Linked DNA regions of Homo sapiens: region 1 is linked to region 2. Evidence: chromatin loops called from intact Hi-C (ENCODE). Cell type or tissue: ascending aorta. All regions are shown on one strand. Links, peaks and the distances in the headings refer to the core of each region. The heading gives the core; the rest is flanking DNA.

What was found. Peaks named below come from ENCODE experiments on the same cell type or tissue, not always from the same donor. Only the 100,000 strongest peaks of a DNase experiment are listed, where the experiment ranks them.
Region 1: a loop joins it to region 2, with 8 times the contacts of the local background. A loop is called at or near these places in 5 of 110 quality-filtered maps.

What each region holds. Positions count from the first base shown.
Region 1 is chr17:27,378,859-27,394,273 of GRCh38, reverse strand. No RefSeq gene overlaps it. Among named protein-coding and RNA genes, the nearest start is that of LINC03146, 54 kb to the right of the region's middle. In ascending aorta, for the core only: CTCF peaks have their summits at 5,716 (motif pointing right), 9,347, 9,570 and 12,917; a DNase peak (open chromatin) is centred at 9,773; H3K27ac peaks cover 868 bases.
Region 2 is chr17:27,325,098-27,340,512 of GRCh38, reverse strand. LINC03146 (long intergenic non-protein coding RNA 3146) reads right to left here and starts at 8,018. Exons shown (of 3, transcript XR_007065677.1): 1 at 7,086-8,018; 2 at 6,136-6,253. RefSeq lists enhancers at 248-297, 768-847, 1,448-1,497, 7,418-7,967, 11,203-11,703 and 5 more and a silencer at 1,038-1,087. In ascending aorta, for the core only: a CTCF peak has its summit at 7,475 (motif pointing right); DNase peaks (open chromatin) are centred at 6,747, 7,512, 7,912 and 8,852; H3K4me3 peaks cover 1,527 bases; H3K27ac peaks cover 3,302 bases.

The sequences.
Region 1 (15,415 bases), core at 5,074-13,073, 52 kb before region 2:
CTTTAAACTGTCTATACTGCCCAAAGAAATCTACGGATTGAATGCAATCCCTACCAAAATACCAATGACATTTTTCACAGAAATAGAAAAAACAATCCTAAAATTTATATGGAACTATAAAAGACCCTGAATACCCAAAGCTACCCTGAGCAAAAAGAACAAAACTGGATGAATCATGCTACCTGGCCTCAAATTATATTACAGAGCTATAGTAACCCAAAGAGCATAGTACTGGCATGAAAACAGATACATAGACCAGTGGAACAGAATAGAGAACCTGAAGACAAATCCATACACCTATAGTGAACCCATTTTTGACAAAGTTGCCAAGAACATACATTGGGAAAAGACAGTCTCTTCAATAAATGATTCTGGGAAAAGTGGATATCCATAGGCAGAAGAATGAAACTAGACCCCTATCTCTTGCCATATTAAAAAAATCAAATAAAAATGGATTAAAGACTTAACTCTAACATCTCAGACTATGAAACTACTAAAAGAAAACATTGGGGAAACTTTCCACGACATTGAACTCGGCAAAGATTTCTTGCCCACAAACACAGGTAACCAAAGCTAAAATGGGATCATGTCAAGTTAAAAAGTTTTCTGCAGCAAAGGATAGAATCAACAAAGTTGAGACAACCCACAGAATCAGAGAAAATATCTGCAAATTATCCATTTATCACGGGATTAATAACCAGGATCTCTACAGGAAAAAAAATCCAATAATCTGATTAAAAAATGGGCAAAAGGTCTGAATAGACATTTCTCAAAAAAAGACATACAAATGGCAAACAGATATATGAAAAGGTGCTAAACATCATTAATAATCACTGAAATGCAAATCAAAACCACAATGAGATATTATCTCACCCCAGTTAAAATGGCTTATATCCAAAAATCAAGCAATAACAAATGTTGGTGAGGCTGTGGAGAAAATGGAACCCTCTTACACTGTTGGTGGGAAAGTAAATTAGTACAAACACTATGGAGAATAGTTTGGGGGTCCCTAAAAAACCAAAAATGGAACTACCATATGATCCAGCAATCCCACTGCAAGGCATATATCCAAAAGAAAGGAAATCAGTATATTGAAGACATATCTGCACTCCCATGTTTATTGCAGCACTATTCATAATATCCAAGATTTGGAAGCAACCTAAGTGTCCATCAACAGATGAACAGATAAAGAAAATGTGGAACATATACACAAAAGAGTATTATGCAGTCAGAAAAAAGAATGAGATCCTATCATTTGCAACCATATGAATGGAACTGGAGGTCATTATGTTAAGTTAAATAAGCCAGGCACAGAAAGACAAACTTTGTCTGTTCTTACTCATTTGTGGGAGCTAAAAATTAAAACAATTAAACTCATGGAGCTAGAGATTAGAATGAAGGTTATCAAAGGCTGGAAAGGGTAGTGGGGTGGCGGGGAAGTGAAGATGGTTAATGAGTACAAAAATATAATTTAATAGAATGAATAAGGTCTAGAATTCACTACAATCAACAATAATTTATTATACATTTTAAAATAAAAAAGAATAATTGGATTGTTTCTAATACAAATAAAGGATAAATGCTTGAGGTGATGGATACCACAGTTACCCTGATGTGACTATTTGCATGGTATACCTGTGTCAAAATATCTCATGTACCCCATAAATATATATACCTACTATGTACCCACAAACTTAAAAATTTTAAAAACTGAGGAACAATATATAGTAAACAAATGAAAAAAACCTTATGCAAGAATATATACTGTATGATTCCATTTATACAAAGTTCAAGAACAGGGAAATAAATTAACTCCAGTGACAGAAATCAGAACAATGGTTGCCTCTGGGGAGTGGGATTGGGATAGCCACTGGAAAAGGGCACCAGGGAAATTTCTGGGGCAATGGAAATGTTCTATACTTCAATTTAGCTGGTGGTTATATTGGATGTGTTAAAAATCCATAGCATTTTACTGTATATAATATAAATCTTTATAAAGTATAATAGGCTGGATGTGGTGGCTCATACCTGTAATCCCAGCCCTTTTGGAGGCCAAGGCAGGAGGATCCGTTGAGCCCAGGGGTTTGAGACCAGCCTGGGCAACAAAGCAAGACTCTGTTTCTATTTTTAAAAAATAAAAATTAAAATGTATATGCTTTAAAAAAATTAAGACTCTCAAGTCCTGAAGGACAGATGAATGGAGAGATGCATCTATCATGCATAGTGCTTAATACTTGCAATACATGTTTACATCCGTGGTCCTAGCATCCAAAGCCCTTAATTGGGTCTTATTTTGTCCTGAATTCCTATCATTCTCTCACCTAGGTTCCTCTGCCCCAGCCCCACTGACCACTCATCATAAGCCAGACACATTCCCATCTCAGAACTTGTGCTTGCAGTTTTCTTCCTGGAATTATCTTTTACCAGAGGCTGGCTTGCTCCTTAACATCTTCAGTTTGCTGCTCAAATGTCACTCTGTCACAGAATAGCATACATATCCTGCCTTCTCTCATTCCTCTCCACTTTTCTTCATTCCCCTTATCCCACCCTTTGCCCTGACATTGTACATATTTATTTGCTTATTGTCTGTCTGCCCTGTTAGATTGTCAGCTCCACAAAGACAAGGACTTCATCTGTTTTGCTCACTGCTGTATCCTCGGTACCTAGACAGTTGTTAAATATTTGTTCTCAGTGAGCTCTCATAGCAACTCTTGGAGACTCTTGGGGCATGTAAAGTTTGAAAAGGAAAATGATTACAAACAGAAGGCTTGATATACATTAGATAGTCAATAAGTGTTAGTTCTTTTCTTTCCCAAACTCTTCTTTGGGTGTAGAGGCACAGATTTATTAATCTGGAAATTAAAAAAAATTTAATTGGGAAAATTAAGTTCTGAATGGTTTGATGACCTTCCCAAGGTCACACTACAAATGGTCAATCTCAAATTTGAGTTCTGGGCTTTTTGATCCCAAATGGCCCTTAAGACAGAGCAGCCATCACATTGATGGTCAGACTATGCAATGGAAGGCAGAGGTGTTAGCACAGGGACTAATTTCCTGACCACTGTTGGACACTAGACAGGTAGACTCCCCCTCCCACAATTTCACACCCTATGGACTTATATATATATATATATAAAGTCCCTTTTCCCCAGGGAAATGCACAGTCATACAAGAACTAAGGGGGTTTCTGCACTCCATGAAACCCATCCACAGAAACAGGGTTAAGAACACCTGCATTAAGTCTTTAAATCATCCCATGTTCAGACTCTTCATTATATTCCTTAAAACATTCCCATAACCCAATGCTTTTCAACCTTGGGGGAGTTTCTCCTCTTAATTACAGAGGAGCTTATGTTGGATGTAGGCAGATCTAGCAGTAAGTGAAGCTTAGGGCTTGTCTGGGAGAATGAAGATGAAAAGAATAGCTCGAGTCTCGTGTCTTGCCAGAAGGAAAAGAAACACAGCATCCTCACGCTCAAGGCTTGTTCTAAACTTAGCCGGCTCCCGTGGTTCCAGAGTTGGCAAAATGAGCTCCCGCTGTCCTAATGAACATGTCATTGTGCAGTGACTCACGGAGACAGCAGCCATGTGCGGGATGTGAGTGCTTCTAGCCAGATGGGGACCATGGTGGGCTGAGACCCTTGACATATCAGGAAAGGCCAAGGCAGGATGGGAGTGAGGATGGCCTGGATGCCAGGCTGGAGATCTAAGGAGGCCCAACAGTGGCAGAACCCAACTTCTGGGAAACACAGGAAGGGACCAGATGAAGCCACACAGTGAGGGAGAGATCAGTCTTGGAGATTTTGTCTGATAGGACTTCATACCCATCAGGGCATGGAACAAGAGAGACAATAGTGCCACATGGGTATACCAGGCCACCTAAGAAGAATGGCAGTCCAAGATGACAAGTGATTTCTCTCTCCATGATCTTAGACAGGTGGGCGTTAATAAAAAGGTGGCTCCTAGAAGGAGAGAGAGGCAATGCTCCTCTATCCTGCCTGGCCCTGCTATAGTCAGGCTGCCCTGGTAAGGCTGTGCTTGGGCCTATAAGCAGCTTGAGGTGCTGCACTCATGGAGGATGTGGATGGACTTGGGGTTCACCATTAGATGGGGACACAGAGAGGAATGGGTGCAGTCAGTGTCTCTAAGGAGCTGGTGGGCTGTCCAGGGTGCCACTCTGCAGAGGCTAGGACTACCCCAAAGGAATGTCAGCAAAGTGGGGTGGGAAGGGGCCTCCTGGGGCCTGGTGGAGGCTGAGTTCCTTACGGAAGTCAGGATAAGTGTTCATTTGAGCAGCAAGTGGAAGTCACAACTGGGAAGTGGAGCAGCCTGGGGCATCATAGAGCAGCAGGCCTGAGAGGTGATGGGAGGCCGGGCAGATGTCCCAGGTCAGGGAGATGAGGGACAGGCCAGGAGGCTGGAGGCTGGAATGCCACAGGACATTGACTCTGAACAAGGCAGGAATGTGCAATCTTGCTCTGAGTGCAGTGGCCTCCTGGCATCAGGAGAGTCAGAGGGCTGAGTGAAGTGGGCCCTGTGGGGCATCATGGCGCGGGGGTAGTCCCATTTCATGAGGCCCAAGGGGAGAATCAAGGCTATGGGAAGAGCTCACAGAAATCAGAAATCAGTACAATAGAAGGAAGGGCTTCCTGAGTGCCACATTGTCTAGCAATAAAATGGGAGGTAGTGGCCAGGCATGGTGACTCATACCTGTAATACCAGCACTTTGGGGGGCCGAGGCCAGTGGATCACTTGAGGTCAGGAGTTCGAGACCAACCTGGCCAACATGGTGAAACCCCATCCCTACTAAAAATACAAAAATTAGCCAGGCGTGACAGCACATGCCTGTAGTCCCAGCTACTCGGGAGGCTGAAGAGGGAGAATCGCTTGAACCCAGGAGGTAGAGTTTACAGTGAGCTGAGATTGTGCCACTTTGCTCCCACTTGGGCAGCAGAGTGAGACTCCATCTCAAAAGAAAGAAAGAAAAGAAAGAAAGGAAGAAAGAGAAAGAAAGAAAGGAAGGAAGGAAGGAAAAGAAAAGAAATACTAAGATGACTTTCAAAAAAGAAAGAAAGAAAGAAATGGGAGGTAGTACACTCCCTGGCACTGGACAGCATCCCTCAGATCACCTGAGGAGAGTGAGAACAGATTCAACCATCGGAGTCCCTTCTAACCTTGCCGGTCTTCAGTTTGGATTTCTCCAGCAGCCTTGTTGAGGGAGAAGAGCAGGATTTACTTCTTTTCCACATGGGGAAAGCTAAGGCCCAGAAAAACTGAACACTGCACCCAAGGTCACGCAGAAAAGGAGGAGAATTGGGAACAAAACCCATGTCTGCTCTTCCCCAAGCTCCAGAGTTTCCCATCTGGTTTCCCAACTGGTTTCCCAGCCTGCGCTATTCTTGACTGGCTCCCTTGGCCAGGACAGAGGGTACCTACAGGACGGGCACAGTACTGCCTGCTGGTTCCCAGGTGAGGCTGGTACATGAAAGGCCTGTCCTCGCTGCCCAGGTGCTCAGCACGGCCATCAGGTCGTTGTCGGCCACATGCACAGATAAATGGGGGTGAAGATTTGCTACACACTTACCCAGCCCTGGCTCTGTGCCTGTCAGGAGGGAATGTCATCGTGCAGGACACTTACCCTGACTATGGCACTCTTGACAAAAAAACCCCTTTGGCTTCACTGTTGGTGGGTAGTTCTTCAGGGTCCACTGGAGAACCTTGTCCTCCAGGCCACCAGGGGGACCCAGTTGGCCTGGTTTACATCTTTGTTTTCCAAAGTTTCTTAAAACACCAATCCTTCCAAAAAAACTCCTTGAGGAAAGGCTTTTTTTTTTTTTTTTTTGGTAACAGTTCTATTGAGATAAATTTACATACCATACAATTTACACATTTAAAGTGTGCAATTCAATGGTCTTTAGTATAGTTACAGAGTTACGCAACCATCAGCACAATCAATTTTAGAACATTTTCATTACCCACAAAAGGAGCCCATATCTTATAGCTGTCATCCTCCAAAACCCTCTCATCCCTTCCTCTCAGGCAGCCCCAGGCAACCACAGTTCTACTTTCTGTTTCTACAGATTTTTGTATTCTGTGCATTTCTTTTTTTTTTTTTTTTTTTTTTTGAGACTGAGTCTTGCACTGTCGCCCAGGCTGGAGTGCAGTGGTGCGATCTTGGTTCACTGCAAGCTCTGCCTCAAGGGTTCACGCCATTCTCCTGCCTCAGCCTCCCGAGTAGCTGGGACTATAGGTGTCCACCACCATACCCGGCTAATTTTTTGTATTTTTAGTAGAGACAGGGTTTCACTATGTTAGCCAGGATGGTCTCGATCTCCTGATCTCGTGATCCGCCCGCCTTGGCTTCCCAAAGTGCTGGGATTACAGGCGTGAGCCACCGCGCCCAGCTGTGCATTTCATATCAATAGAATCCTATGTGATATTCTGTGTGTGGCTTCTTCCCCTCCGGGTAGTGTTTGCAGGATTCACTCATATTGTAGCATGTGTCAGTACTTTGTTCTTTTTTATAATCAAAGACTATATCAGGGCTGAGCACAGTGGCTCACGCCTGTAATCTCAGCACATTGGGAGGCCAAAGCAGGGAGATCACTTGAAGCCAGGAGTTCGAGGCCAGCTTGGTCAACATGGTGAAACTCCATCTCTACTAAAAATACACATACAAAAAAAAGTTAGCCTGGCGTGGTGGCATACGCCTGTAATTCCAGCTACTCAGGAGGCTGAGGCATGAGAATCGCTTGAACCTGGGAGGCAGAGGTTGCAGTGAGCTGAGATCAGGCCGCTGCACTCCAGCCTGGGCAACAGAGTGAGACTCTGTCTCAAAAAAGAAAGAAAGAAAAAGAAGCAAGACTGTGACAAAAAAATAAAAATAATAAAAATAAATAAATAAAGTGTCCAGGTTAGGCCAGGTGCAGTGGCTCATGCCTGTAATCCCAAATCTTTGTGAGGCGGAGGCAAGAGGATCACTTGAGTCCAGGAGTTTGAGAGCAGCCTGGGCAACATATTGAGACCTCATCTCTACAAAAAAATAAGAAAATTAGCTAGGCATGGTGGTGCTTGCTTGTAGTCCCAGGTATTTGAGAGGATGAGGCAGGATCGCTTGAGCCCAAGAGTTGGAGGCTGCAGTGAGCCCTGATTGCACTATTGCACCCCAGCCTGGGTAACAGAGAGAAACCCTGTCTCAAAAATAAAATAAAATAAAATAAAAAGTGTGCATGTTACACAACTAATAACAGGTTCAACCCAGGCTGGCTAACTGCAGAGTCGTGCTCTAAACCCTGAGCTGGAGCGCAAGGAACCCTCAGTACAGTGGCCATGCCTCCTTGTTCCTGTTGCCCGGGCTGACTGCCCCAGTTGGCTGTAGTCAGAATCTGCTCCCAATCAGCCAACCTGTGCAAGAGCAGGGCTGGCCTACCTGGAGTGGTGATGTGGCCGACAGAGGATGCCCTCAGTGGGTGAGTGACAGTGGCCCACACCCTGCATCTCTTCTGAGTCTCCTCCCTACAACCCCTCTGCTTTGGCAGCACTAAGAGCTTTCAACCTCTTCTTCATCACTTGCTTCCTGTGGACAGGGACAGGCCAGATCACATGCCATCTGGTATCCAGGCTGCGAGAGCCAGAGAAGGCCTCCTCCATCCTCACCAGGCTGGAGGGTACAAACAAAAACCTCCCTTCCACTCAGGGCCACTCTGGGGCTATGCTTTCTGTGGTGGCCAAGCCTGAGTCTAACTATTACCGAGACCAATTATTAATAGCAAATATTTAGTGGGACTTCCCTGAGTGACAGGCATTGTGCTTAGTGGGCTCCACACAGCATGTCTGTTAGCCCTTACCACGGTGCGCCCACCACAGCACGTCCGCATTTGCAGACAAAACACTGAGACTTGATGCGCTGAGCGAGTCACCCAAGATCACCTGGTTAGCACCCAGCAAGAGCAGGCCCATCTCTTGACTGTTGGGCAGTTCCCTGGACTCCCCCCAAGGGGAGCTTCCTGGCCCTGAATCCCCAGGGGCTTAGGTAAGGATGGGAGGGGCTCTTCCCTCTGATGGGGGCACATCAAGACAGATAGAGCCCAGGAGAGAATCTCAGGGCTCTTCCCACCCACAGGAATGGGAAGGACACTATCTCTGTGCCTGGCAAGATGGTAGGCACTTAATATATCTAACCCCATCATTCAATAGTAGCAATAACCCTGCTGGAAGGAATATAGACTTTGCTCGGGGTCCTGAGCAAATTGACCCAACATCCTCTGGCTGGGTGGTGCTAACATGGCTGAAAGCCAGAGGCACAGCAACCGATGGAGTCAGAGTCAGGTGCAGCTCCAAGCACTGTTCTGTTTACCTATCCAGCATCCCTTTTCCCTTTCTCCTTCAACAGACCCCATCCTCTCAGCCACAGGGAGGTCATGTGACCCAAGTTGAGTCAATCAAAGGGCCTCATTTTCTAGCTTCAGTGTCACCAAGGGAGGGGCACATGACCCAAGCTGGGCCAATCAGAGTTCTTCTCCATGAGTTTTCAAATTGAAGCAGGGGGAGACACTCTTTTTCCTCTTTGGCTATAAAGCTCTGAGGAAGTAAGCCCAGAGCTCCTGGAGACATATTTTCTTCCAGTGAAGAAGCCAGTCCCAAGGAATGAAGGTGTATCACCTGGAAACTGAATTGAGCCATGAGTAACAGAAGCCTGACCACAGTGGCTTTTCGCATGAAGAGAACTTCAGAAACAGGCAGTTGCTCGTGTTGGTTCAGTGTCAGGGCTAAGTTCTTTGGGATTCTCTTAGCCCAAGATGATTATCTTAGCCTCAAAATGGCTGCCCCAGCACCAGTCCTCAAGCCTACCTTCCAGGCAGAAAGATGAGGGAAGAGGCAGGGGTCAGCCCTTTAAAGAGCATCCTAGAAGCCCCACTCAAAGATTTCCATTTCTAGCTCATTGGCCATTCCCATGTGCAGGGAAATCTGTGAAACACACCTCACCATCCCTTAACAATAGAGGGGTTCTGTTGTTAAGGAGGAAGGGGAGAGTGCTTGCTGGGTGGTGTTTAAATCTTGCCTATTCTGCATAGTTCTGTGGGCCAACAAATGCATCTTTTTTCAAGCTGGCTTGAATTGGGTTTCTGTCACCTGCCACCAGGGAACCCCTGATCAGCAGCAGATAACCTATGTCAGAGACCCCCCTGCCTCCTCTGGCTTTCAGCTCAGGATTTCTCTCACAAAACCCCTTGCTGCTTCAAGCAGAAACTTTTGGCATCAATTTCACCCTTACTCATGATTGGATTCACAGCAGTCTCTAATTTCCCAGTCGACTCATTTCCCACCCTGGTAGAAGGTCCAAATTGGGCCTTGTTCCCAGCAAGAGTGAGGCTGGGGGAACTGCACAATGTCACAGGCAGGCTCATTAGAGAAGAGCCCAGGAAACAGAGTGCAGACCTGGAGGGCCAGCTCACCCAATCCCCCATTTGGGAGATACGTAAAAACTGAGACCTGGAGAAGGGACTTCAATTTGCCCAGGGCCACAAAACTGTCTCCACACCCTCATATTGATCCTCGGTGGAAGCCCCAGGAGGCTTGGATAGGGAGGTCCAAGGTGCCTGTCCAGCCTTGCGGCCCCAGGGGATACCTACTCATCCAGCAGGAACTCTGAGAGTCCTCCTGCTGGAAGGACTTAGAGAAAAAGGGAGAGAGAATGAAATGACTCTCCCGTGACTAGCTGGCAGTTGCCATTGATAGCTCGCCTGGGGATTGGCAGGACCCAGTGCTGGGCCTCCTGCCCAGCTCCCTGAAGGGTAGGAAATGAGTTGGCATGCAAATCGGGAGTCCACTGTTATCCCAGGCATGAGTAAGGGCAAAACAGCTGCCAAAACAAGGTTGCTTCTGCTCAAAGTAGCAAGGAGGTTTGTGAGGGAAGCCTGCACTGAGACCAGAGCCGGGACTCCTTACTTACCTCACTGCTGTCTGGCTCTGCGACCTTCAACAACCCGCTTAACCTCCTGGGGCTTGGAAATTCCACACATCACCTCGGACAGCTGCGTTTCTTTGCTTGTTCATTCATTCAGCCAATGAACATTCCTTAGCATCTGCTTCCTTAGGAAGGGACATATGGTGGGAAGAGTTAAGGCTTTGCAGTCATAGACCTGAATTCAAAGTTAAATGATTTTGGGCAAGTCATTTAACCTCTGTGTGCCTCAGTTTCCTCATCTGCAAAATGGGGTAAGAATACTTCCTTCACATGGTGGATTTAAGAATCAAGTTAAACTAGACAACATAAGGGTCTCTAATAAGTGCCAAACACAGCAGTTGTCAGTAGTCTGATGGTGATGATGATGACGGTGATGATGGTAATAATGATCTGTAAAGCCCAAGCCAGTGCCTAAAGCATAAAAGATGTTCAAGAAGTTGTAGTTACTGACTGGGCATGGCAGCTCACACCTGTAATCACAGCACTTTGGGAGGCCAAGGCAGGTGAATCACTTGAGGCCAGGAGTTTGAGACCAGCCTGGCCAAAATGGAGAAACCCCATCTCTACTGAAAATAAAAAAAATTAGCTGGGCGCAGTGGTGCATACCTATAATTTCAGCTGCTCCGGAGTCTGAGGCAGGAGAATCGCTTGAACCCAGAAGGTGGAGGTTGCAGTGAGCCAAGATTGTGGCACTGCATTCCGGTCTGGGCAACAAAGTAAGACCCTGTCTTTATTAAAAAAAAAAAAAAAAAAAAAAGGCCGGGTGCAGTGGCTCACCCCTGTAATCCCAGCACTTTGGGAGGCCAAGGCGGGCCAATCACCTGAGGTTGGGAGTTTGAGACCAGTCTGACCAACATGGAGAAACCCTGTCTCTACTAAAAATACAAAATTAGCTGGGCGTGGTGGTGCACGCCTGCAATCCCAGCTACTAGGGAGGCTGAGGCAGGAGAATTGCTTAGACCTGGGAGGTGGAGGTTGCGGTGAGCCGAGATCGCACCATTGCACTCCAGCCTGGGCAACAAGAGCAAAAGTCCATCTCAAAAAAAAAAAAAAAAAGAAAGAAAAAAAAAAGAAGTTGTAGCTACGGTTACTGTGTTACTGTTGATGTCAGCAATCATAACACAACAAAGTGCTTAACACGCTTCCTGATGTAGCAGATGCTCAAGATGTGGTGGCTATTGATGCCTTTATTTCAGTGATGGCATCATGACCTGCCCAGTGCCCAACACGGAGTTGATGCTCAATGCATGTGAGTTTCCTTCCCTTCAGCAGAGGTCTCAGAGCACCCTAACCTTTGCAAAGGATCCATTGACATCTAGAATGGAGTTAGGTACCCTTGGGTACCCACAGCAGGGTGCGTGTGAATCCCAGGGTCCCATGGAGGCTTCCCCTGCAGGGTAGTTCACAACCCAGCTCTCTCTCACAGCTGTTGCTGGAGGAGACAGATCTTTCCAGCAAACCATAAGCCTGGTACCAGACCAGCCACTATCCCCCCACCCCCAATCCATGTTTCCCAGCCCAGGACCAAGCTGGATTCTGCTCTCCCTGCCCAACTTTTATATTCCCAGCTACTTATAACACTGGCTGAAAGCAGCCTGTGTCTGAGGCTAAATGGGTGGTGAGAAATCTGGCCTCCCAATCACATGCGAAGCCCCTGGCACCCATCAGAGCATCTCATCTTCCAAAGCATCCCTCTAGCTTTTTTTCTCTGTGCCTGGCTCTCTCTCAAGCATCGGTAGCTCATTTCTGGTCTGGAGCTCGGGCCATGTGGTTCAGGGAGAGGTCATTTCATCTATCCAGATAGCTCTGTTTTGCAGTCACCTAGACCATAGAGTCCTAGCCTGTTGGTGGCCCCAATGTGCTGTGCTTCTCTTTCAAACCCTCACTAGTACTAAGGGGCAAGGTGGCCCTGACTGTCTGCAGGGAAGTGGAGGAGAAGATGAGGAGGAATGTCCAATAGCATGGAGACAGGGAGGAGGAGGGCACGGTGCTGTCTGTAGAGTGCAGAGAGTGGGACGGGAGAACCAGAAGCCACTGCAATGTGGTGAGGGGCAGGAGCTGATGCTGGAATCCCACATCTGCCACTTCCTAGCTGTGTGCCCTTGGGCAAGTTACTTAACCTCTCTGAGTTTCCATTTATTCCTCTGTAAAAGACAGAAAATAAGTCCCACTGTAGAGTCATTGTCAGGACTGAGAAACCGTTTGAGGAGCTCCAGCAGCACAGTGCCTGGCATGCAATTGCTGCGTCTGCTGTCTTCCTTTTACCTCCCCTAAACTCGGATCCCTGGACCGCAGAAGGCTAAAAGATCCAAATCCACTGCTCCCTTGCTTTCCCCAGGATTTGCCATTCAGAAAAGAGATCAACTTGAGGAAGACAGCCTTAGCTTCAAGTTCAGCTGACTGGCAGTTGAGTCTCACCTAAACTGCCTGATTTTTAAAATTTGTCTATTTTTTGAGATAGGATCTTGCTTGGTTGCCCAAGCTGGTGTGCAGCGGTGCAATCTCGGCTAACTGCAGCCTCCAACTCCCAGGCTCCAGCAATCCTCCCATCTCAGCTTCCCGAGTAACTGGAACTACAGGTGCTGGCCACCACGCCTGGCTAATATTTTTATTTTCATTTTTGTAGGACAGGTTCTCCCCATGTTGCCCAGGCTGGTTGAACTACTGGGCTCTAGCAATCCTCCTGCCTGGGCCTCCCAAAGTGCTGGGACCATAGGCGCAGGCCACCACGCCTGGCTCTAAATTGCCTGATTTAGAGCTGGTCTCTGTCCAGGACAGCGGCAGTCCCAGCTTGAGCATGCATGGCGCAGAACCTTTGGCTCATCAGAAGGGGGGACGGGGGAGAGGCTGGCTAGAGGATCACAGGAGAGAATGTGTCTGAGGCCCAGGCCTGATGCAGGGACCTCCTGCCGGCTGGTGAGATACGGCCTCCAAGGCGCTTTGTGGCAACACCAGGGCATGGCCTAGGTGAAGGCCAACAGGCCCTCCCCACAGGGCTGGAACAGGAAGGGAGAGAAGTGGTGACCCAAGAGGCCCCCAAGAGGCTCAACCGGGGCGGGGGAGGGCCAGAAATCACCGAGGGGCGTGGTGAGCAGAGCAGGAGCCGCTGCCGCCACCAGGGGGCGAGGGCCTAGGGAATCCTGCTCGCTGCCCTCACAGCGTCCCCTTGCGGCTGGGCGGCTGCCAGTGCTGCTGGCCACCGCCGAGGGCTAGAAGTCCCCGTTCCCATGACACTCAGAAGATGAAGGGACTGTGCGGGTGCGTGTGTGTGCATGTAAATCGGGGAGAGGAACTGGATTTAATATTTACTCCCAATCCGCAGGTTTGATGTTCCCGGCTCTCCTTAGGGACCCCCACTGGCCTCGAGCTCTTCGCAGGAAGGGTGGTATCTAGCTTGTTCACTGTGGTCCCCCAGGGTTCAGCACGCAGCCTCGAATGCTCAGGAATGAATGGATGAATGGCTGAATAAATGATGAAAGAGGACAGCTTTCAGGGACAGCCTGCCAGGTGTGGGCAGAGAAACGAACCTGAGAAGTCCGCCATCCCCCTGGCTCCCCACGTCAGGGCAAGCAACAGCTTATGATGCTACAGGCTGCTCCGTGCAGGGTGAGGAGCATCCCCGCTCTGCTACCTACAAGCTGGGTGACCTCGGGCTCTTCATTTACCCTCTCTGAGCCTTGTGACACCATCTAAAAACAGAGACCATAAGACTGTCTAGAAGGAGGTTGTTTTTCTGTTTTTTTAATTAAACATGTGAGGCGGGTGAAAGGGCATCATGTGGTCACTGCTCACTACACGGACATTTCCTTGGCCAGGCGGGGTTGGGTGGGCAGAGGGTCCCCTCCCCCAGCACCCTGACCGGCGTCCTCTTTCTGTCGCAGCGCCCTGCCAGCTCTCCAAGCCCGTCGTGCTGTGCTGTCCGCTGCCTGCTGGCCCACGGCCAGACCAAAACCAGAGACGCCGGCTCCGGCCAGCAGCAGCCACTCCCCTCTTCCTCCTTTGCATTCCCCACGCCGCCCCCTGCTCCCAGCCTCTACTCCTTTCTTTCTTTCTTCAGTGGCTTCTCCGCCTCTCTTTGTGTTCCTTCTAGAAATCGTTCCAGCCTGCTGGAGAAAAATAAAACAGAAATCTCCTCCTCATCCACCTTCTGTGATGGCAGTACTCACAGCTCCTCCTCTTGGGCCCCCTGGCCTCTGAGAGCCACCCACACCCACCCTGCGCCCAGGCCCTGCACCCGAAGCTCCCCCGGTGAGGAACATGGGCATTCAACAGAAGAAAAATACCATTGATTTTGGAAGCAGAGCTCAGGGGAGCTGGGCTGCACTCCCAGCTCTGCACAGATCTCAGATGGGAGCTGAATCTCTCTGGGCTTGGGTTTCTTTCCCCGAAAAACATGGACCACTCTAGGCTCCTGTGCTACTCCATTTGACATGACAGCAGCCCCAGCTTAATAAGGCTGGCATCCCAAGAGGACCAGCCTCTCAAACAGTGTCCTGGGCTCAGGCCCCTGATGTACCCTCCTCTTGGAAAAATATCTGATGGAGCATCCCACTGTGAGTACTCCCCTACCTCAGAGTAGGAAAAACCCCTGAGGTCTCATTTATTGACTGCTTACTGGAGGTCAGTCACCGTTCTTTGAGCTTCATGTGAAATATCTCATTTAATCTTCACCACCATTTTTTGAGGTCAATACTATTGTTTCCCCCATTTTACAGATAAGGAAACTGGAACGACCTGTCCAAGATCACATATATATCAGAGGCAGGATTTGAACACAGGTATTTTTAACTTCAAAGCCGAGGCACTTTAATCATCATCCTTTCACAGGAGAGACAATGCACAAAAGGCAATAAATAAAACTTCTTCCTAAATCTGGATGGATTTTATGCAAAGAGAAAAGTCAGAGTAAGTAGTTCTGGGACTTTTGACAAATAAGAGATGGAAGACAGATCCACATAATAAAAAGTATGTGGGGTTGGGGGCGGAGGAGACTGGTGTTGCTTAGTCCTGGGTTGGAATACCCGTTCAATTTGCTAGCTGAGTGGCCACAGGTCAGTGACGTTACCTTTCTATGACTTGGGTTGGGGGATTTCTCTTCCACGAGAACTAAGATCCTACTGAATTGACCATCCCACAGATAGAAAGTGTTGACAAAATACAAAAACAAAACAAAACGAAAAAGCAAAACAAACCCAAAACCAACGCGAGGCACTGAAGAGTGAATAAAAGCAAGTAGGCCCTGGCTGGGAGTCAACACTTGGAAGAAGGGCATGACATATGGTGAGTTATCTGTTTTTCTGGCTTTGATCTTGAAGGTGCGCTGCAGTCAGCAGAGCACACTTGGGGAACCTGCGGTCTTTCTGGCCTAAAGAATCAGAGTACAAAGTTTAGAGCAACCACAGCCACTGGAAAGTGAAGTGGGGAGTGCCATAAAGGAAAGGCTCGGAA
Region 2 (15,415 bases), core at 3,592-11,591:
ACCCACCTTGGCCTCCGAGTGTGCTGGGATTACAGGCATGAACTACAGCACCCTGCCAAAGTTACAGTTTAAATTATACTAGGCCTTCCCCAAAAGTCAACTGCCTTTTAAAGCTGATGAAAGGCCATTAGACTAGGGAGAGAAGAGGAATCTGATTTCTGATAAGGTGTAGCCATTATTCCAGGGGGATCCTGCAGATAACATCACTATTGTAGACTGACCTTTTGAGATATCTTTTCAGATATTTTTTGCATGTCTGACACCCATGACTCCACCTGGACCTGATGACTCCTGTGGCCCCACCCAGGAGTGACTCAGCTCAACACAACAGCTTTGACCCCCTCTGAGTTCATCTCCACTCCAACCAATCAGCAGCAAGCACCCATTGGCTGGCCACCCCCACCCCTTACCCAAACTGCCTTTGAGCCTTGGAGATTGATATGAGTGATAACTCCATCTCCTGTGTGGTGTGGCTGGCTACAAGTCAATTAAATTCTTTCCCTACTGCTATGGTGTGTTCTTTATTTGTGCAGCAGGAAGGAAAAACCCATCAGTTACATGAGCATGTGTGTATATGTGTGAGTATATGTATGTATTGTGTATGTGTGAATGTATGTGTGTATATAGTGTGTATGTGTGTGTCTATGTGTGTATAGGAATGTGTGTGTGTGTGTGTGTGTGTGTGTCCATTTCAGGACAGGGGCTCTCCCTAGATCTTTAGAGCCGGTAGGACGTCATTTAGCAATCCCCCAAATCCAATCACTCCTTTTTAGGGATGTTAAAACCAAGGCCCAAGGGACATGACCTGCCTGAAATCGCACCTTTCTCCAGTGACAAAGGAGGAAGTGGCCTGGGAGTCAGAAGTGGTCTCATCTGCACCCCAACTCTTGGCCCTTCTTGCTTGGTAGAGGTCATTCTCTCTTGATAGCACAGCCGCTTGATGAAAATAGAGCAGTTAGCTTGTCCAGCAGTGGCCCCATCTGGGCCAAGCCCTGTGCTTTGTACCTGACATAGGTTATGTCATTCAACGTACCCCTCACAGTGATCTCTCAAAATAGGCATTTTGATGTACATTTCATAGAGGTGGAAACCGAAGCTGGCTGGGTGAGTTTTATTTCCTGTGGCCTGCGTACTTGTTCTATTTATGTAGTCATGATTGACATTTTTGAGGACATACTATATGCCGGGTACTGTTCTAAACACTTTGTGCATGTTACCTTCTTTTTTCCTCATCATAGCAGGTACCTATGTTACCACTATGTAACCACCCTATGTTACAAACGAGGTCCCTAAGCACAGAGTTGAAGTAATTGCTCAAGGTAAATCAGCAAGTAGAGGTCAGAAATCTAAAGGCAGTGAGGAAGGGGAGCAGTGAGGCCGGAAGAGAGGAAAGCCCTACAAGTCTGAGTTAACCGCAGTGGGCAACTGGGGCTCAACCCCACCAGGGACGGCTGTGAGCCTGGGTCAAACACACTCCGGGGGTATTTAGCTGAGGGATTGTAACTGAGTAGCCCCGTTTTTCTAAGAGATGGTTTAATTATTTTTTTCTCTCTTCTTTTCTCACTCCCCGGTTCCCCAGTTTCCCACTTCCTACTCATTCCTTTAGACATGCAAATATAACCTTTTACCTCGCAGTTCAGCAGATGCCTACAAGGCAAGTTCATCTAATTATATGTTCTCCTAGACGGATCTCTTCTTGAGGGTTACCAGTTGATTTGCAAACCAAAGCCTGCCCATCGGGGAACTCTAACCCTCCACCGGGTTGCCTCAGAACTTTCGCTCACCAAGAGGCTGCCTTGAGAGATATTTTTAGTAGAGATGGGTTTCCCCATGTTAACCAGGCTGGTCTTGAACTCCTGGCCTCAAATGATCCACCCACCTCAGTCTCCCAAAGTGTTCCCCGACTAACGCAGTTCATCGTCTTATCAGCATTTAGAGAGGCTCCCTGCTTCCTTAGTACTTTGTGTTTTTTCCTTGCTCTCTGCCTAAATGTCAAATAGATAATCTCTAGACTCCAGCATCTAGTAATACTTTGCAACGTCTCATGTCTTTCCATTAATACTTGTTACGTGATAAAAGGGTTGGTTTCATGCTCCTTGAAAGATGTTTCCAATGGGTTCAAGGACTTTCTTTGCTTTTTATTTTATTTTATTTTGAGACAGTCTTGCTCTGTTGCCTAGGCTGAAGTGCAGTGGTGCGATCTCAAGTCACTGCAACCTCTGGGTCCCCAGTTCAAGTGATTCTCCCATCTCAGCCTCCCAAGTAGCTGGGACCACATGGACAGGCCACCATGCCCAGCCAATTTTTAGTAGAGACGGGGTTTCGCCATGTTGGTCAAGCTGGTCTCAAACTCCTGGCTTTAAGCAGTCTGCCTGCCTTGGCTTCCAATGTGGTGGGATTACAGGCATGAGCCACTGAGCCCGGCCCTTTCTTTGCTTTTTAAATTAAAATCTTTTCTTTTAACACTTCCAAGCCCAGATTAGTCTTGCAAGCCTCAGCATCTGCTAGGAAGTTGCTTGTTCTCTTGGAGGTGGACTCTTGGGGACATTGTTTTTCTTCTAAAAGATTAACACAGCATTAGCGATATATTTGATGAAGTTTACATAAGCAGATGAAATCAGCTTTTGCCTTATGAAGAAATGTGGTGGACTGCTAACCAGTGCCCCACCCAACTCCACCTCCTACTACTTGCACCCTGGTGTAGCCCCTTCTCATGCAGACTCTGGACTTGGCCGGGTGATTTGCTTTGCCAACTGGATATTAGCAAGAGCTATGTAAGCAGGGGCTTGATAGACATTTGCACAGGGGGGCTCCTGCTCTTGTAAGCAGGCCACCATGCTCTCAAGAAGTCCAGGCCATCCCCCTGTGAGAGGAACCAGGAGATTCCTGGAGGAGAACAGAGGTGCCTGGCCCCAAGGCCCCAGGCAAATACAAGAGGCCTTCTTGGACATTCCCACCAGCCTGTTGCCAGTGAACACAGCCACATGAGCCACCCCTAGGCAAAGACCGCCCAATCAACCAGACACTGCCAAAAAAAAAAAAAAAAAAAATCATTGTCTGTTTAAAGCCCCTAAATTATGGGACTATCTGCTGCACAGCCACAGAGAACTGACACATGAAGTTCACGTTCAACAGTAAAGTGGAACATGGACAATCCTGAAGGTGAGCTGTGGAAACATTCTCAGCATCCTGAGTCCTGTTTATCTCGAGGTTGCACCTATTTCTTGGATTTATTTCTGACTATAAAAGGAAAATTGAAAAATACCCAAAAAAAGTTTAAAGAAGAAATTGATATTGCTCACAGTCCCACACTCCAAAATAAGTATATTTTACCTTTTGGTGACTCTCCTTTCAGGTCTTCTTTCTTTCTTTCTTTCTTTTTTTTAGGCAGGGTCTCGTTCTGTCACCCAGTCTAGAGCACAGTGGCATAATCATAGTTCACTGAGCGTCAACCTCCTGGGCTCAAGTGATCCTCCTGCCTCAGCGTCCCCAGTAGCTGGTACTACAGGCATGCACCACTATGCCCAGCTATTTTTTGTATTTTTAGTAGAGACGGGGTTTTGCGATGTTGGACTGGCTGGTCTTGAACTCCTGACCTCAAGTGATCCTCCTGCCTCAGCCTCCCAAAGTGCTGGGATGACTCGTGAGCCACCGTGCCCAGCCGACATAACATTTTTTATTTAATGAATCTTCTGCTGTTGAACATTTAAGTTGGCTTGTTTGAAACAGAACGTAATATTGCAGTCCATATACTTGTAAAAAGTATTTCAGCATATGGCAGATGATTTTCTTAGAAAAGTGTCCCAAGGTGGACTTACCGCATGTCCTGATTAATCTCTGTGTCCCCAGATACTCTTTGCAGCCTCCCCTACCTTTCTCTGTGCCCCCGGAGACTGAGCCAGCCCTAAGCATTGAATCACTTAACTTCCCCTGGTACTTTGAATAAGGTTCAGCCATCAGGAGGCAACAGCAAGGGGGACAGGTGACAGGAGGGGAGGGGGTATGTATTTGTCCTGCTCCCTCCCTGCTTTGCTGTGGTTCTGGCAGTGACTGCAGCCCTAGGGCTGTAACTTGGGTGTGGCCGACCCTCCGAACTGTCTGGGGTGCTAATGGAGTCCTGCTGTTGCACAAGCTTCAACTTCCCCTCTTGGTTCCCTTAACCTGGCCCATGTCTCTGAAAATAATAACTTCACTACAACATCTCTTCAAAATCCCAGCTGGGTAGGGAGATTAGAGGGTCTTTCTAGAACACCTGCTAATATGAACAAGTTCTCCTTCGCTGGCCATTTTTTTCAAAGTGTTCTTGGTTGTCCCCACTTGTCTATGACCTTTAGATTCACTATGCAAAATTCCCCAAAAATATATTGGAATTTTTATTATTAATACAATTGCACAAAACTGGCCATGGGCAGTTGCTCACACCTATAATCCCAGCATTTTGGGAGACTGAGGTGGGAGGATCGCTTGAGCACAAGAGTTTGAGACCAGGCCGGGCACAATAGCTCATGCCTGTAATCCTAGCACTTTGGGAGGCTGAGGTGGGCAGATTGCCTGAGCTCAGGAGTTTGAGACCAGCCTGGACAACATGGGAAAATCCCGTCTCTACTAAAAAACAAAAAATTTGTTGGGCATGGTGGTGCACATCTGTAATCCCAGCTACTCAGGAGGCTGAGGCGTGAGAATTGCTTGAACTAGGGATGTGGAGGTTGCAATGAGCCAAGATCGCACCACTGCACTCCAGCCTGGGGGACAGAGTGAGACTCTTTCCAAAAAAAAAAAAAAAAAAGAATTTGAGACTAACCTGGGCAACACAGCAAGACACCATCTCTACAAAAAAAATTAAAAATACAAAAATTAGCTGGGCGTGGTGGCATGCACCTGTAGTCCTAGCTACTTGGGAGGCTGAGGTGGGAGGATCACAGGAGCTCAGGAGTTTGAGGTTACAGTGAGCCATGAGCACACCACTGCACTTCAGCCTGGGCAACACAGCAAGAGGCTGTCTCTAATTTTTTTAAAAATAAGAAAAAATGTGTTAAAAAAAAGAATCACACAAAACTTATATATTAATTTGGCCAGAACTGGCATCTTTCCATTCACGAGTATCACATGCCTTTCCATGTATGTAAACTTTATTTAAAACCTCTTAGTTAAGTTTTTGTTGTTTATAGGACATGCACATTTTGTGTCAAGCTTATATCTAGGTATTTTATAAATGACCATGAAAAAATTCACTCTCAAGCATTAAAGAAATGCAAATTATGAGAGAACAATGAGATCCTATTTTTCCTTTCAAACTAGGACATAGTTTTACAAATAATACTCAACCTCAGAACGGTGTAGTGAAAAGGGCATTCTCATATGCTTCTGGGAGGATATGCATTAGTCTATTTATGTCCATTCTGGAGGAAGGTTTGACATTTTGTATAATAAGAATTGAAAATGTTGGCCAGACATGTATACATATGTAACTAACCTGCACATTGTGCACATGTACCCTAAAACTTAAAGTATAATAATAATAAAATAAAAAAAAGAAAATTAAAAAAAAGAAAAGAAAAGAAAATGTTGGCCAGGTGTGGTGGCTCATGCCTGTAATCCCAGCACTTTAGGAAGCTGAGGCAAGACGACTGCTTGAGCCCAGGAGTTCAAAGCCAGCCTGGGCAACAAAGCCAGACCCTGTCTCTATTAAAAATAAATAATAATAAATTTTTAAAAAGAATTTAAAATGTTTATGTCCTTTTAAATGAAATCTTTCCTATCCAGTTTTCCTGTGCAGCTGCTTCATTCAAGCCTGCTTTTAGTTGGAGCCTAAAACAATGTGAATAAATGTCCTAAATCCATAATTAGCGGCCTAATATGATTTTTTTAAGAAGTCCATATCCTTTGGCTTAATGTATAAGGTCAGGGTCCTGGCCAGAAATAGGCCCGAGCATTTAGTTTATAATCAAAGTGATATTTCAAACCAGTGAGGAAATATTCTACTAAAAGAGAAAGGCTGGGCTGGGCATGGTGACCCACGTCTGTAATCCCAGCACTTTGGGAGGGCGAGGCGGGTGGATCATTTGATGTCAGGAATTCAAGACCAACCTGGTCAACATGGCGAAAACCCATCTCTACTAAAAATGCAAAACTTACCCGGGCATGGTGGCACGCGCCTGTAATCCCAGCTACTGGGAAGGCTGAGCCAGGAGACTCGCTTGAACCTGAGAAGCCGAGGTTGCAGTGAGCAGAGATTGTGCCACTGCACTCCAGCCTGGGAGACAAAAGCAAGACTGTCTCAAAACAAACAAACAAACAAACAAGAGAGAAAGCCTGAATAATGACATATGAAAAGTTGACTATTCAGAAAAAAATAAGTTTAGATCTTTATCTTCCAGTTTATATCAAAATTAGTCCCAGGTGGGTTTAAAAGCCAAATGAAGGAGTAAGAGGAAATGGAGGAAGGGAAGGGGGGAAGAGGAGCAGAAAAGAAAAAATATAGATCTGAAATGTCTGTGTGATACTCAGATGGGAGCAGTTTTACAATTAAAAAAAAACAAAAGGGAGAAAGAATAAAGGAAAACATCAAGGCCGGGAGTAGTGGCTCAAGCCTGTAATCCCAGCACTTTGGGAGGCCCAAGGCAGGCAGGTTGCTTGAGCCCAGGAGTTCAAGACCAGCCTGGGCAACATAGCGAGACCTCCTCTCTACAAAAGATACAAAAATTAGCCGGGCGTAGTGGTGTGCACCTGTGGTTCCAGCTACTAGGGAGGCTAAGGTGGGAGGATGGCTTGAGCCGGGAGGCGGAGACTGCAGGGAGCCAAGATCACGCCACTGTACTCCAGCCTGGGTGACAGAGTGAGGCGCTGACTCAAAAATAAAAAACTAAAGAAAGAAAAAGAAAAACATCAAAAGGTCATCCCACATCAAAATGTCGTGTGGTGTATCAAATATCACCAAAAACAAAATCAGAAGGTAAAATTCTAAGCTTAGAAAAATATTTGCAACACATTCGACAGAACTGACATTTTTAAAGTGCTTCTGTACGTCAACAAGAGAAAAAATAGAAAATAGAAAAGCAGACCAAGGATATGAATAGGCAACTCACAAAAGGAGAAAGTCAGATGTTCACAACTATTTTTAAAATGCAGCAGACACGTGGTCTTGGAGACGCAACAAGCAGGGCCGCGGACCAGGCGTTAGGTAGGAAAGGCATTCACCCCTTCTCCAGCTGCGGGGCGGGGCCCCGGGTCCCTCTCTGGAGGGGCCTCCAGGGAGCGGAGCTCTGGGATGCCGTTTCCCCGGGGCGTCTGGGAGGGGCTGGAGAAACAAGCATTTCCTAGGGCTGAGCCCACTTGCCCTCTAGGGGGTGACGATTTCTCTCCCAGTCTTCCCCCCGACTTGGCTGGACTCCGAGGGGAGGGCGCTGGCGCTTCCAATGGCACAGCAGCTCGTGGGGAGCTCGGGCGCTGCCTCTCGGGCGGCTTCCCCAGCCCTCCTGACTCGCGGCCACCGGAGGGCGGTGCTGTCCAGGAGACGCCGGAGCTGGGCGCTCACAAAGGCCCCTTTCTCCTCCACCGAAGATGAGTCATAGCCCAGGCGGGGTCGGAAGGGCAGCCGCTCCAAGGCGACTGCAGAGCCGCGACTGCAGAGCCACGCCTCCGAGTCACCCTGGACGCCTGCGCCGGCCGCGTCTGCTTCTCCTTGGCTTGGCAGGCCACAGGGAAAACTGGGTCAGGCCGGTGGCCTAGTTCGCTGGTTCACAGCGTGAACGCCGGCAGTAGGTGACTAGGAAGGGCATCTCCACTTACTGTCTGGCTCATTCACGTGACAAATATCTGAAGAGCCCCGTGACTGACAGCCAGTTGCTAGTGCACTCCCAAGGCCCGGGTCACCTGAGTTTAGAATGTGTCATCTCAATACCCTGGGGGCTGGGCCTGCCTGGGCAGGTCGCCAAATCACTGGTCTTGTCACATCTCAGGTTCAGTTGCCCACATTGCAAAACATCCCCTGGCCCCCTGGCATTGGATTCCCTTGTGATCTAACCCTGCCCCACCCCTCTGACTGGCTCCCACCAGGTGGCCTTCACTTTGGTCCCCACCCCTGCCTGGCAATCCCCCTCCCCACATCCTGCTCCTGTGAGCCCAGGCCTGTCCTATGGCGGCCTGCAGTGACCTTCCACACCCACCCGAGCCCATTCAGTCTCCTCTCTGCTTCTGACTCTGCCCTAGGATGTCTGAGGATGTCATTTGTTTTTCCCTCCAAAATTCTTTTTGCTAATAAGAAGGACACTTTTGACACCCGGTCCAAAGGTGTAAGCTCCTGGGCCTCAGTGGAGCCAGAAGCAGCCTGTATAGGCCTGGTCTGCTCAGCTGGACAGGAGGAGATCTGGTAGGGATGGACCACTCCAGAGGAGAGGAGGTCAGCCATGGGCCTGAGCAGCATGAAGACCTCATGTGCCAGGAGGGAGGTCAGCAAGGGTGTGAGACCAAGGAGGGCACTGAGTCCAGAGTGCAGTAGCCCTTCCTCTTCTTTCTTTTCTTTTCTCTCTTTTTTTTTTTTCAGATGGAGTCTCACTCTGTAGCTTAGGCTGGAGTGCAGTGGCACAATCTTGGCTCACTGCAGCCTCCACCTCCCAGGTTCAAGCGATCCTCCTGCCTCAGCCTCCTAAGTAGGTGGAACTACAGATGCACACCACCAAGCCTTGCTAATTTTTGTATTTTTAGTAGAGATGGGGTTTCACCATGTTGACCAGGCTGGTCTCGAACTCCCAGCCTCAAGTGATCTGCCCTCTTTAGCCTCCCAAAGTGAACCACCAGGCCTGGCTCCTCTCCTTTTTTCTTTCCTTCCTCTTCTTTCCCTGCCCTCCCTTGTGGTTGCAGCCAAGGAGCTGGGCTGCAGCTGGCCCTCCCTCATGCTGAGTTTTGCTAACATAGTGCCTTCTTGTTCTCTCCCCCTCCCACCTTCCTGCCACCCCATGTGCCATTTCCCAGTGACTCTGGAGCTTCTGAGATGCCTCTGCCTGCATTATGGGTGGGCACACTGAGGCTCAGAAGAGCCAATGACTTGCCAGGAAGCACAGCCATTGGCAGGAGTGGGCAGAGTGGCAGAGGGATCAACTCTGTCTCACCCCAACTTGTGAGGACATGCCCAGAACACATGGGAAAGCAGGTGCACTGTGCTTTGCTGGGATGACAGCGTTCATAGACTTGAAGGCATCAATTTGACTTCAGCATTTAAAAAAATTTGTAATGTTTGCTGCAGAATATCCAAACAATAGAGATGTGTATAAAATAGAACCCAAACAAAAGTCCAATTCTCCCCCAACTCACTTCTCACTGTTGTAAACCAAAAATAATGGACCCCTCCTCTTGGCCAAAGGCATTCCAGGGTTACCTGAAAATCTAGTCAGGCCACGATGGAAGAGGGGGTGGGAGATGCCTCATTATACCCTCCAGCATTCACACCAACGGGGACCTTAGGTCTGATAAGAAACAATACAGTCTATTCTCCCTAAATCCTGCTACTTGGAGGCTTCGTCTGTGTGACAAAACCTAGGTCTTCACAACCTCTTATCATAACCCAGACATTCCTTTCTACCGATAATAACTCTTTCAATCAATTGCCAATCAGAAAGTTTTAAAATCTGACCTCTGGAAGCTGCACCCTACTTTGAATTGTCCTGCCCTTCCAGATCAAACCAATGTAAACCTTGCCTGTATTGATTGATGTATTGTCTTCCTAAAATGTATGAAAGCGGCCAAGTGCAGTGGCTCACGCCTGTAATCCCAACACTTTGGGAGGCCGAGGCAGGTGGATCACCTGAGGTCAGAAGTTTGAGAACAGCCTGACCAACATGGAGAAGCCTCGTCTCTACTAAAAATACAAAATTAACCCGGGCGTGGTGGCGCATGCCTGTAGTCCCAGCTACTTGGGAGGCTGAGGCAGGAGAATAGCTTGAACCCAGGAGGCGGAGGTTTTGGTGAGCTGAGATCACATCATTGCACTCCAGCCTGGATGACAAGAGCGAAACTCTGTCTCAAAAAAAAAAAAAAAAAAGGAAAGAAAAGAAAAAAAATAAAAAGGAAAGCAAGCTGTACCCCGACCACATTGGGCACATGTCATCAGGACCTCCTGAGGCTGTGTTATGGGCATGTCCTTAACCTTGGCAAAATAAGCTTTCTAAACTAACTGAGACCTGTTTCATATATTTTGGGTTCACACTATTAAGAGTTTGGTATACGGCTGGGCTCAGTTGCTCACACCTGTAATCCCAGCACTTTGAGAGGCTGAGGCGGGCCGATCACCTGAGGTCGGGAGTTCGAGACCAGTCTGACCAACATAGAGAAACCCTGTCTCTACTAAAAATACAAAATTAGTGGGGCGTGGTGGTGCATGCCTGTAATCCCAGGTACTTGGGAGGCAGAGACAGCAGAATTGCTTGAACCCGGGAGGCAGAGGTTGCAGTGAGCCAAGATCACGCCATTGCACTCCAGCCTGGGCAACAAGAGCAAAACTCTGCCTCAAAAAAAAAAAAAAAAGAGTTTGGTATAAATCCATCCTTCTAAGCTTTGCAACACATTTTATATATATGTAAATATAGATATATGTGTATATAGATACACATTTGTATATATGTATATATACATATATACAATTATAATCACTGAACTACCATTCTGGAACTTCTGTGTTCTCTTCCTACAGCTTCGTGTCTTTCTTTGTAAAGGCTCCTAACATCCTGCCACATGGTGAACCTGTCCCTCCCTACGGCTGGACAGTTAGGGAGATTTGCTTTATGGTACATGTCTGGGTGCGTGCTGTGGGAACCTCCATGGAGAATAACTTTACATGTGGATCTGTGAGCGCAGAGACATGCATGCATCTTCTGGGCTTTTTAAAAGTTTGTGATGACAAGAGGCTGACAGGTGCACAGCAGGCTGCATGGAATTGCCACTCTGAGGAGTGCACTGTCAGCCTCAAGTCACCCCTCCCTCGACACCTGCTCACCCGCCCCCTCACCTGTTCCTCATCCCCAGGGCAGGAAGCAGCCCCATCCAAAGCTTCTGTCTTCCCGTGTGGCCTCTGTGGTCCTTCTGGCACCCCTGACCCCCTCAACCACCTTATTTGTCATCAAACATCTCCACCACCCTCAGGCTCTTAGGACAGATGAACAAATGTCTGATGCGGCGCACAACCCAGTTAGCCACAGACTCAGCCTCCTTTTGCAACCCTGCCCACCAGCTTTGCTAACAACCCCTTTTTTCTCTCCTTTTGAAGCAGTGGCAGATACAGATGCAGCTTATTTTCAGATGCAAATCAATGCATCTCCACTGCTGCAGGCTGGGTTGCTGGGCCTAGCTTTGCAGGACTGTGTCTGCTTATTGTCTCAATACAGGCTGGGGCCTACCCTGGTCTGGGGGTCCACCCTGGTGGTGCCAGGTGACTGGTGTGGTTTTGTGGAGCCCCTCTGTGCACTGGGCTTTGATCCAGGCCCTGGGGGGTGAGATAAGAGAAATAAAGAACAGAAACTCTGTTCCATGTTCTCCCTAGTACTGAGGGCTTCTGAATATCTCTTACAGTGGACTTCTGCCATAACCCGCACAGTTTTTTGTTTTGTTTTGTTTGTTTTTTGGGACGGAGTCTTGCTCTATCGCCAGGCTGGAGTGCAGTGGTGCAATCTCAGCTCACTGCAACTTCCGCCTCCCGGATTCAAGCGATTCTACTGCCTCAGCCTCCCAAGTAGCTGGAATTACAGGCACCCGCCACCGCGCCTGGCTAACTTTTGTATTTTTAGTAGAAATGGGGCTTCACCATCTTGGCCAGGCTAGTCTCACACTCCTGACCTCATGATCCACCCGCCTCAGCCTCCCAAAGTGCTGGGATTACAGGCATGAGCCATCGTGCCCATAACTTGTTTTGTTTTGTTTTTTTGAGACTCGGTCTCCCTCTGTCACCCAGCCTGGAGTGCAGTGGTGCAATCTCAGCTCACTTCAGCCTCCACCTCCTGGGCTCAAGTGATCCTCCCAGCTGAGCCTCCCAAGTATCTGAGACTGCAGGGGTGCACCACCACCCCAGCTGATTGCTTTATTTTTTTGGTAGAGACGGGTTTTCACCATGTTGCTCAGGCTGGTCTCAAACTTCTGAGCTCAAGGGATCCACCTGCCTCAATCTTCAAAAGTGCTGGGTTTACAGGCGTAAGGCATAAGCCACCGCACCTGGCCCCTGCACAGCTTTCAAGATTTGCCTCCCTCTTGCTCACCTTTTCCCACCTGCCCCCTGCCCTGCTGCCCCGCTAAGAAAAGAGTGCATGTGATTCTTCTTCACAGAATTATATTGCAGTATGAGTGTTAGGAACCAGCATAATACAATAGTGTGGGATGTTCAGACCAGTTCAACGAGTGTTCTCAGAGAATCTTCCATGTGTCTGGCACATCATGCCACACAAAGTACGTCACTATCTACGTCAGGAAACTAGATGGAAAAATGTCTAGACTCCTGGTCTGCTCACAAGACAGATGTATACACAATTATAATACAATGTGATGGGAACAAGAGAGGTTGGTGACATTAAATGATAATGTGGAATATTTATTATCTGTGGAATGTTTGGGGAGAAATGTTCCCAATCTGTCTTCTTTCCTTGTTTACTTACACATCTCACCTCAAAGTTACATGTTCTCTGTCTGAGCCTCTTGCTCTTGAAATCTAGCTGCCTCAAGGGAACATTTTCAGATTAGACCCAAGAAAGACAGTACTTTTCCCAGTCTAAGTGCAAAAGCCCCGTGAATCTGGCCCACTTCACAGTTGTACGTGTATCCTCCATCCTCTCTGTAACTTAATATTCCATCCACCTTTAACAAGCTTTTCCCTTCATTTGTGACTAGACTGGGGATGTGAACACTACAGAGGAAGAAGCTGCCTGTGGAACTCACGGGGTACCAAAACTTTTTTGGCAAGATAATGCCCAGTGCTGGTGAGGTTCTGGCGAGATTGCCACTCGCAGATACACACGGGTGCTTGTGGTTTAAATGGACTCTGCACTGTTGGAAAGCAATCTGAAAGCATGAACAAGAGCTATGAAGCATAACTCCTTTTTTTTTTTTTTTTTTTTTTTTTTAGACAGAGTCTCACTCGTCACCCAGGCTGGGGTACAATGGTGTGATCACGGCTCACCTGCAACCTTCATCTCCCAGGCTCAAGTGATCCTCCCACGTCAGCTTCCTGGGTAGCTGGGATTACAGGCGTGCGCCACCACGCCCAGCTAATTTTTATATTTTTAGTAGACGCAGGGTTTCTCCATGTTGGCCAGCCTGATCTCGAACTCCTGACCTCAAGTGATCTGCCCACCTTGGCCTCCCAAAGTGCTGGGATTACAGGCATGAGCCACCACGCCCAGCCTATGAAGCAGAACTTCTGACCCACTAGATGCACAGTTTTTGTCCAGCTTTGAGATTACAAAAGCTTCATTCCTCGAGGAGCTATCTTTAAAAGGAGAAAAGACTTTAAGTGTCCACCCACAGGGAAATAGTTAATTAGACTGAAAGCTCCTTCAATACACAGACTTATCCCTATGCATAAAGCATAGGACAGGCAGTGGGCCATAGTAGGTCCTCAGTAGATGTTTGAGAACCTGTGAGGCGAGGGAAAAGGCAGTGCAGTGGTTAGAAACACAGTTCCTAGAGCCAGCCTGCTGGGTTCAAATCCCAGCTCTGCACTAACTTGCTGTGCAACCTAGGGAAAGTTATATACCTCTCTGTGCCTCAGTTTCCTCTTCTGTAAAATAAGGATGATGATTAGAGTAGAACCAAACTTACAGGATTATAAGAATTAAAGAAGGTAGAATAGGTGAGGTATACATGACTGTGAATATTAACTATGATTATTTTCATTGAATAAAATGTTCTGAGACATGATGTGGCAATTATAAATGATAATAATTAATACCATGGGCAAAGTAGAATGAATATTAATAATGTCATAGCCTCCACCCTGCTCCTCCTGCCTCTTGCCTTGCACTCTCTGGTACATTATTTCCCAGCTGTCCTATAGCTGACAAGCAAAACTAACCTTGTCCCTGCACTGCTATGCTTTGATTGTGTCAGTTTCCCTAAAATACTGGAAACTGCTTCATACTCTGATACCCTTACTGCCCCCCTCACCCAACTTGGCAAACTCATAGTCATCTGTCCAGACTTACATCACACCTAGAGCCTTTCTTCCTTGACACACCTGAGCATTGCCACTCATTGTTTCTGAATCATAACAATTGATTAAGAGACAAACATGTGACTGGCCCCGCCTGCCCTCCAGGTCTGGAGCTAGAGAGTCATGCACACGAACACTGTCAATGCCAAAGAGCTGATCAAGACCCCTTTCTGGCCCCTTGATCTCTTCCCTCTGTCCCTTCCATCTTTCTGCATTGCTTTTCCAACTTAGTCTTTGCAAACCACTCTCACAATTTGTGCCACAACTGCCAATCATCTGTGCTATTCACTACTTAATATTTTCAAAAATCGAGTCTCTCTCTCTTTGTATTTTTTTGATTTTTTTTAGATGGAGTCTTGCTCTGCCCAGGCTGGAGTCCAGTGGCACGATCTTGGCTCACTGCAACCTCCACCTCCCAGGTTCAAGCGATTCTCCTGCCTCAGCCTCCCAAGTACATAGGACTACAGGCATGTGCCACCATGCCCAGCTAATTTTTGTATTTTTAGTAGAGATGGGATTTCACCATGTTGGTCAGGCTGATTTCGAACTCCTGACCTCAGGTGATCTACCCACCTCAGTCTCCCAAAGTGCTGGGATTACAGGTGTGAGCCACCGCACCTGGCCCCGACTCTCTCTTTAAAAACATAAATATATTTCTTTTAGCAGGCCTAGGAGGAGGCTGGAGGGCCAGCTGGATCATGGAAGAGTGGGGAGAAGAACCAGAGCAGGAGGTCTGGGCTTGGGAAAGCCTGGAGGGATTGGACAGGGTCCAGACAGGGGAGGGCCCAGGGCAGTCAAGAGTTTAAAGGCCCAGCCTGGGTCAGATCTGCATTTTAGGAAGATCCCCTGTGGCTACCAGGGGCAGGCTGGACAAAGGTCTGTGAAGACAACCTCAGCAAGAGTGGATGCCAGGAGTTTATATCCAACACTAGGAAAATAAATTCCAAATGTGGAGTGCATACATTGTTCTCTGGGAGTGAGGGTATCCATGGGCTCTTAACTCTGAGAGTTAAGAATAAGGTTTCTCCCAACCAGGAGCTGATGTTCAAGCTGCCTGGAGGCAGACAGGGCCAACTCTCTGGCAGCCAGTTCCCCAGTGTAGGGTGTGGGCTCCCGCCATGACCTTCCCCACCTGGCTGGCCCTGTGTGCTCAGATGCAGTCCTGATGGCCGAGCCCCTGAGAGACTGCCAGGCTCTGCAGCTGCCTCTTCTCTTCAGGCCTTGTTCTGC